2 separate regions of the Homo sapiens genome follow, and region 2 is linked to region 1. The links are chromatin contacts, found by Hi-C or POLR2A ChIA-PET in ENCODE. All regions are on one chromosome and are shown on one strand. The core of a region is the stretch at or near the end of the contact, and the rest is flanking DNA. Distances in the headings are between cores, read along the strand shown.

Region 1 (4,042 bases), core at 971-3,470:
CTTTAGAGAATTAGTGAATTAGGGCCTTGCTCTGAATTAGGCTTTGGCTTAAGGGAATGTTGAGGCTGACTTGATTTTCTATCCAGACCACTAAAATTTTCCCCATATCAACAATAAAGCTGTTTTGCTTTCTTTCTTTTTGTGTGCACTGGAGTAGCACTTTTAATTTCCTTCAATAAATTTTTCTTTGCATTCACAGCTTGGCTGTTTGGTACAAGAAGCCTAGCTTTCTGTCCATTTCAGCTTTTAAAATGCCTTCCTTACTACACTTCATCATTTCTAGCTTTTGCTTTAAAATGAGAGCACTGCCACTCTTCTTTTCACTTGGACACTGAGCGGCCATTGTAGGGTCATTAATTGGTCTATTTCAATATTGTCGTGACTTGGGAAATAGGGATGTCCAAGGAGAAGAAGAGAAATATGGGAATGACTGGTCAGTGGACAAGTCACAACATGCATATTTATCAATTAAGTTCACCAACTTACATGGGTGCAGTTCGTGGCATCCCAAAATAATTATGTTATTAACATCAAAGATCACTGATCACAATCACCATAATATATATAATAATGAAAAAGTATAAAATATTGTAAGAATTACCAAAACGTGACACAGAGACATGAAGTGAGCACGTGCTGTTGGAAATATGGTGCCGATAGACTTGCTTGACGCAGGGTTGCCACAAACCTTCAATTTGTAAAAAAAAATGCTATCTGAAAAGTGCAATAAAGTGAATGCAATGAAATGAAGTGTGCTTATAATTTCTTATAAACGTTGTCAAAAATATTGATTTAAGACCTAAGCATGTTGTTTGAAGTTATAAAGTCCAAGAGGCATTCTACCAGGAAAAGGCTATCCAAGGCCATGTTTTGAAGAGCAATCCTGCACTGCACAATGTACATACTGAGAGCCCAGCAAGACGGAAGGTAGAAGAATGGTTACCAGAGGCTGGGAAGGGTATTGGGAGGTGTCGGGGAGGAGGGGATGGTTAGTGGGTACATAAAAATAGAATGAATAAATAAGGCCTAGTATTTGACAGCACAACAGGGCAACTATAGTCAATAATAATTTAACTGTACATTTAAAAAAATGAAAAGAGTATAATTGGATTGTTTATAACACAAAGGATGAATGCTTGAGGGAATGGACACCCCATTTCCATGATGTGATTATTATGCATTGCATACCTGTATCAAAACATCTCATGTACCCCGTAAATACATACACCTACTGTATACACACAAAAATAAAAAATAAAAAATTATTTTTAACAAAAAGATATAATCACATATGGTAGCAGGGCCCTTGCATAGTTCAAAGCCAGTGAGGCTACCGCCTGCACCATAGTCTATGTTAATTGCACCCCTGGAGTACAACTCCATAGACTATCCATGCAGTTGCCCTGGTAACAGATGTATACGGAAGAGGATGCACTTCTATAATTACAATGTAGCAATTACAAAAAATAATTTTAATACTTTATCCTCATAAATATTTTACAATTTTTAAAATTTTACATGTAAACAAGTCTGGGTCAATTTTTTTAACAGCAGAGGAAACATTTTCAGGACTGCTTAGTGCCTTATCCAGGGTCACAGATACCATTGGTCAACTGAGTACACCTACATGTGTTAAGCCTGCACCTAAATAAGCAGGGTTGAGTCTTTCTTGAAGTTATTCAGATCATGCCATTGTTAACATATATTTACCATTATCAGTGGCAAGTGTTGAAAGAATACGCATCTCTTTTTCTTCCTTTGCTTATGCAAATAATAGAGGAGCCTCAGACACTACAAAATGTTAATTTGTTTAATTATATGGTTTAAGAATTTTTTAAAAATCTTTGGCCCCCTCATATCCAAAACTCACCCTCATCTAAACAAAACAAAACAAAATTCCTAGTTTAAGTTTTTGCTAAAGGCACTAGACTTGGAGTCAAGAGGCATGGGGTGTATTTCTAACTCTGTAACTAAGCAGTGTTCTAATCTCTAGGGACCTCAATTTCTCCCTGTGTAAAAAATGAGGGAGTTAGAACTTCTACACCTTTTTGGCTGTACAGTCCAGGATTCAGTGCTGGCCTGCTTAAAAACCCATTTAGTCTACTGAAAGGAGTTGGCTATTCCAAAAGTAAAGCTCCCTGACAGTAAAGAATAACGCCAGACAACAATGCCAGCCCATGTGACAAGATGGCACTATAAATAGACAGCCCAGAATATCTGTTCATAGGACTAGCGGCTGGTAGCTCATCAGCTGCCTGGAGCTGCTATAGATTCACAAGAAACTTCTTTGTTTGGCTCTCCTCCCTTAGTTCTAAAAATCCAGTAGCTAATTTGAGATTTAGCACTAATATATCAATGTTGTATGTGGCTTAATACACTGACAAGCTTGTGGAAATAGGTTTATTGCTTGTACATGCTCGGTTCATGCCTTCCAGAAGAAGATTTGAGAGACAGTCCTGCTCTGTCTCCTCAGCTAACCCTCCTCATAATAACCTGGGATTGTCTTTTAAAATAGGACAGTGAACTGTAGCCATGCCAAACCACAGAGATGAGCTCTGAAAAAAGTCATGTTAAGGGAAGGAAAGATCACTAAATAATGCAAAGATACATTTTCAAATTTTACTTTTCCTAAAGTTCAAGGCACCTGTTAGTCTAAGAGAAAGATTAGATTTAGGGAGAAGGATGCTTATACCCTCACCACTATGAGCAACAGACATACACACATGCACTTGTTTCTCTCGAATTCCTCCTATATCCCTCCAGTTTCCAATTCTTTCTTAAAGCCACCTATTCATTTTCTCTACTTGCATTGCATTTACCTTCTCCCACCTTAAGTTTCTACACTTATTCCTGTGTTTTTTTTCTTGAAAAACTTCTTAAAATCTCATCTTCAAGAAATGCCCCCAATTTTTCAAAATGCAGCCAGAATTTTTTTTAAAATAGTATAAATAAACTTTGAAATGGTTTTACTAAACACTTTCTGGTTTTTTTAATTTAACATTGATAATTCACAGAAAACAATCATTTGAACATGTAAGCAAACAGCATTTGATTGCAACTGTATTTACACAATAATCATGGGTAAACCTGTCTTTAAAAAATAAAGTCATCGAGCATTGTAATTCTTTCCATCTCAATGCCAGCCCATAATACCTGCTCTATGGGGTGTGGCTAGGTTTTTTTCCCTGCCCCTGGATGAAATGTTAAGGAGCCCAAAAGATTTTCTCTGTTTGTTGAACAATTAAAAATTCTATAGTCATTTCTACTTGCAAGAACTGTCTCATTTCACTAATTCAAACAGGTTCTTGTAATAGTTAAAATTCCACAAGTCATTTTAAGTTGACTATTTCTCCCTACTCCAGATTGGGCCTCCTTCGGAAACTTACAGTGGAAAACAAAGAAAGCAGACATCTTGTTTCTCTGTCAGCTTCTCTCTACCTTATACCCAAATCCGCAGGATTGCAAGGGGAGAGAAACAAAAGAAAAGAAAGCAGGAAAAGACCTGCTTGATTTGCTCAGTGTTGATGCTCTTGGTGGTGTGACCAAAGCTGACTTTTTTCTTGAGCATATGATTGTGAATTCTTCAGAGGTCCCTGATGTATCTTCTTTAGCTGACCAATTGCTACTCCTCATCAGCTCCTGCCTCTGCAACCAACCCCACATTCTCATACTTCCAGGGCCCCCTTGCCTTTGCAGAATTCATTTCAGAGGCTCCAGCTTTCACATCAGGCCCATGGGAAAGTACCCCCTTCATGCCAAATGGTGAAAGTGCAGCCTTAGCTCTTTCCCCACCTTCATACATGGCTTCAGCCAATATTTCATTTCAAGATTATCTTCCATAGTACACAGACAGTAAACTACTGTGTCCCTCCAAATCCAGGAACACATCAAGATTCCTGATTGGTTACCTTGCAGCACTTTACACTAGATTGAAGTGAGAGTGAAGCACCCAGCACTTTTCCGGTGTTGGGAGTGAGGGCAGACTCCCAGTACACAGAAAATCCTCTGTTTAAATATCAATCCTTCTTATGCTCAAAGTGCA
Region 2 (4,042 bases), core at 567-3,066, 210 kb before region 1:
AGGTTCAGCTCAAGGGGAATAATGATGCCACTGATAAGATATAATAAAATCCTACCTGAAACATGATGTTCTGTTTTACTTACTTGCCTTAAAGAGTTACTTACGTTTAGTCTATAAGTGGGCTACAGGTATTCCAATATAATTCTAAGGGTCCTCATACAAAGCCCTATTCATGGTCCACTCTACCTGCAAACTGCTGCGTGTAGTGCTTCTGGGGCTGCAGCTAAAGTATTTAAAAGTTTTTAGTAGAGACTTCTTTCCTTGAAGGTAATGAAAACCTACCATATTTTGTAGTGTGAGGAGCCATAGATAGAATCTGTTTGCATCAAAGAACAATGGCCAGATGACACTGCAGTTGAACAGCAGCATGCCCCTACACAGGAACCCACTCAGCTCTAATCCTTGTGGATTCAATATGGCCAACCCAGGTCTCCAGGAAAAACCTACATAAACCTCTTAGTGTTCCTCCCATTTCTTTAGTTTCCAAACGTGAATAGGACCAGAACCACCCCATGCCTGCCTCTTGCCTTATAAGTGCTTCTGTGGTTGAGGAAGCTGCTTAATAGTGTAACCTGTAACTCACACCCAACTCTACGCTAATTCAGGAACTCTGAAGCCAAGCAAAAGGAATCCCAGGATGATCTCTCCTTACTCCCTATAAATCTGCTTTGGCTGAGCTGGTTGTCCAGTGGACTGAGTCATGTAATTACCCCATGGGAAACACAGGATGGAACTGCATTTAAATGCTGTGGACTGATCCCATAAGCTCCTTTATTTATTTTAATAAAACATGGTTGTGCTTGTTTGGTGTATGCATTTGTTTTAACAGTAATCAAAACTATATGGCCTCTAATTTTTAATGAATGCATCTTAATCATACATAAAGGTATAATTAATTAGTTTGTTAGAGGAAGCCTTTGGTTTTCACACACACACTGCCTCTCTTGCCTCCCCTACTTCCTACCACTCCCTGTTTTAGGCCATGAAGGCATATAAGTTGTTTTGGGCTTTCTTCTCTTAGCAAACATTGGGACTTTTATGGTCCTCCCCCAAAGCATTGAACCAAAACGCTGACCATTCTGTCATTTATATTTCAACTAAATATCCCAATATGAGAGTTTCCTGTGAATGTCAATTCAATTTATCAAATAACATAGCTTATGGCTCATTCCATGCAAAGCATTGCAAAGGCGTATTCAAAGGCCCGTTGCTGCATATGTTTATGATTTAATGTTATGTGGGTAGGAGCTTTCACTAGATGAAGATGTCTTGGCTCAGATATTAAATCATGATCAGACACACTCTGGGTGACATTTTTCTCTTCTTAATTCCCACATAAAACTCCCACTGAAGTGACAAAGAAGACTCATGTGTGTGGGAGGCTGACTCGGTATTCACATAGGTTCTTTTGCAAAAAGGAGTTACATTTGGTCTGCTCACAGTGCATCAATACATGTAATAATCTCCCTTCTTGGCATCAACAATTTCAGCTTAGAAACTAGGACGGTAAGTATCACACATGCTCCAAAATACAAGCATACAGCCTCTTATCAAATAATATGGCTTTTAAAGAATTTAGCAGCACAAATGGCTTAATGTAAACTAAGCTCAATATGGCAAAATCCTACGCAGCTTGAAAACTCAGTGGTAGGAGTTGAAGTCAGCCTGCCCAGTTGACAAGTGACTCAATACTGAAGTTTAATTGTCTTTGCTGTTTGCCAGTAACTCTAAGAAGATACTTATCTTGGTCTTGCTGTGCTGGTTCACCAGCATTTTTCAGTTGGGAAAGTAACTATGTGAACCACAGTGGCTCTGCTAGATAAAAATAGGTGTATTATCATTGGCATTTTAGACAAGCCTTCGGAGTTTCACTGCTCTGGAACGGCACACGAGAGCATTACACTGTGCAAAGAGATGGGCCAAGATGATGAAATGTTGGCCTTTCTCCAATATTTCAAGTGGTTTACACCCAGTATCGGCTGGAAGGCATTTGTTCACACATATGGTGATAGTCTCAGCTGAGAAAAGCCTGGGAACTCACCTTCGTTTCTTCACTCACACACTCATAACTAAAACCCATCATGCTTCTAACAGAATACAAATCATGAGAAACCCATAGATTAAAGACTAAGGATGTAGGTGATTGAATAATGTTTAAAATATGAGTTTTGGATTGGGAAACGTTGAAGATTTTGCAGGATAAGAATGTCAATGTATTTTTTGTGAAGCTCTCGATTTTTTTATGTCATTAATACCTTGGAACAAATGAAAGTCACAGGTAATCATCTTAAAAATCTTTTATTTCATTTTTTCCACCAACCCTCCCTCTCTCCCCTAACACCCACCAAACCACTAATAAGTAAAAGAATGACTATGGGTTTTACCTCCTTTACTTTTCTCTCCTCTCAGAACTAATTAATGAACAGGGAAGTAAACCAACAATGAATGGGAAGAGCTCAAGATAATTGATCTTTTGAATAATGAAGGACAAGCTATAGTCCTCAGAAGGGAGTAGCTTCCTTATGGCATGTGAGGAGGATGCCATATTCTATAAAACCCATTTTGATGAGAAGGAACTCTGTTCTAGGAAACAATAAGTCTGAAAACCAATAAACATTACAGCATTGGGGACCACTTTAGATGATCAGAGAGCTTTGTGGCCTTGGGCAAACCACTTGACCTTTGTGGACTTCAGTTTCCTCATCAGTAAAGGATTCAGCTGAATTATTTTTAGGAACCCTTCCAACCTGACTTATCTGGTCATGTCACAACCACTGGACTATCATTTTAAAATGACTTTGCTGTTCTACTTTACTAGAAGAACTAGAGAATTTGATTTTCTCATATTTCCTTATTATTATCTACCTCTGGGAAATGTATGATTTGCAAAGCCAGTGGTGGAGCAAAAATGGTGCTTATGCTTCTACATGCTGCCTTCAGCAGGAGAAATGCATATTCGTTCCAATCTTTCCATACCACCAAGTTCTGTCATGACTTTTAGAAGTACCCAGAATATCTCTGATATTCCAGACATATGTAGAAATGTATATGATGCCATCACCAGTAAATGACTAAACAGTATTGTAATTCCCTACCACTCTAGACCTTTCAAGATCTTTAAGATGTCATGGACCTATAGAAGCAATTAGGGTTTTTGTTGGCCGGAGTGGGGAATTGGCATGAAGGGAGCTGGAAAGATAATTTTTAGTCCTTACCAACCCTAAAGTGCCTTGATGTTTTTTGCTGTGTTCTATGCTCATGAAAAAAAATAAAAAATAAAAAAAAGGTTCTATACTAACGGTAAAGCAAAGGAAATCTCCCCCACCTCCACCTTAGCCTCAGTAACAAACAATTAAAGATGACCTAACTTTGCTTTCAAAGCATTCTTTAAACTGACATTACATTTATCATTGGTGCCATTAAACAATGGCTATCTGGATCCTTTAAACTTCTGATAGACATGATTACAGCCTATCCCCAAAGCCTTGCATTTTCAGAATTAAATATATTTACAATGATGAAATAAAACATATTGCATAAGACCACTATCATAATGGAGTGAATCTCCCATACCAAATAATAAATTACTAATTGAGGTAAGTCAGAGAATCTCAGAACTGCAACAGAAGAGGACCCCATATACAGTATGTCCAGTGAGGCCTTTCTGATGCCAAGGTGGCAGACACATGTGGCTGCCTTATTTTCCCTCATCCCCTCTGCCGTACATTCTGGTCACACAGAACTCTTTGGAATCCTCTGTCTTATTATTCCTTTGTGCCTCTGCACATCCTGCATGCCCTTCAGTTCCTTGCCTGCCTGAAGGGAAACTGCCAGACAGGGCAAGTTTCATCTCCTCAATCTCTATCTAATCACTCCTTCCTTTGTACCTGCACTAAATCCCATCTCATATCTAGAAAATATCTATAATATTTCATTTCTCTTATATTATCACATGTTTGTCTCCCTCTAGCAGACTATAACTTTCTTAAAGTCCGAGACAGTTCACCTTTTAACCCACTGATTAGGCCTTTCACTAATCCAG

The links. A loop is a pair of places that touch in the nucleus more often than their neighbours do. ChIA-PET counts read pairs that join two places held with the same protein, here RNA polymerase II (POLR2A). Pooled maps may share reads with other maps.
Region 2: a loop to region 1 is called in a map of Caco-2, with 3 times the contacts of the local background. The contact joins two enhancer-like sites. A Hi-C loop is called at or near these places in 1 of 168 maps with a recorded cell type or tissue (Caco-2) and 3 of 50 pooled maps. POLR2A ChIA-PET finds 5 or more read pairs at or near these places in 1 of 52 experiments (MCF 10A).

Annotation. Positions count from the first base shown.
Region 1 is chr5:57,652,254-57,656,295 of GRCh38, reverse strand. The region is part of intron 1 of LOC101928505 (a long non-coding RNA gene); the gene reads right to left. Among named protein-coding and RNA genes, the nearest start is that of LNCBRM, 84 kb to the right of the region's middle. Within about 2 kb of position 2,220, at least 2 of the 41 ENCODE cell types and tissues checked have a DNase peak (open chromatin) inside an H3K27ac peak, as active enhancers do.
Region 2 is chr5:57,860,450-57,864,491 of GRCh38, reverse strand. No RefSeq gene overlaps it. Among named protein-coding and RNA genes, the nearest start is that of LINC02225, 37 kb to the left of the region's middle. Within about 2 kb of position 1,816, at least 5 of the 41 ENCODE cell types and tissues checked have a DNase peak (open chromatin) inside an H3K27ac peak, as active enhancers do.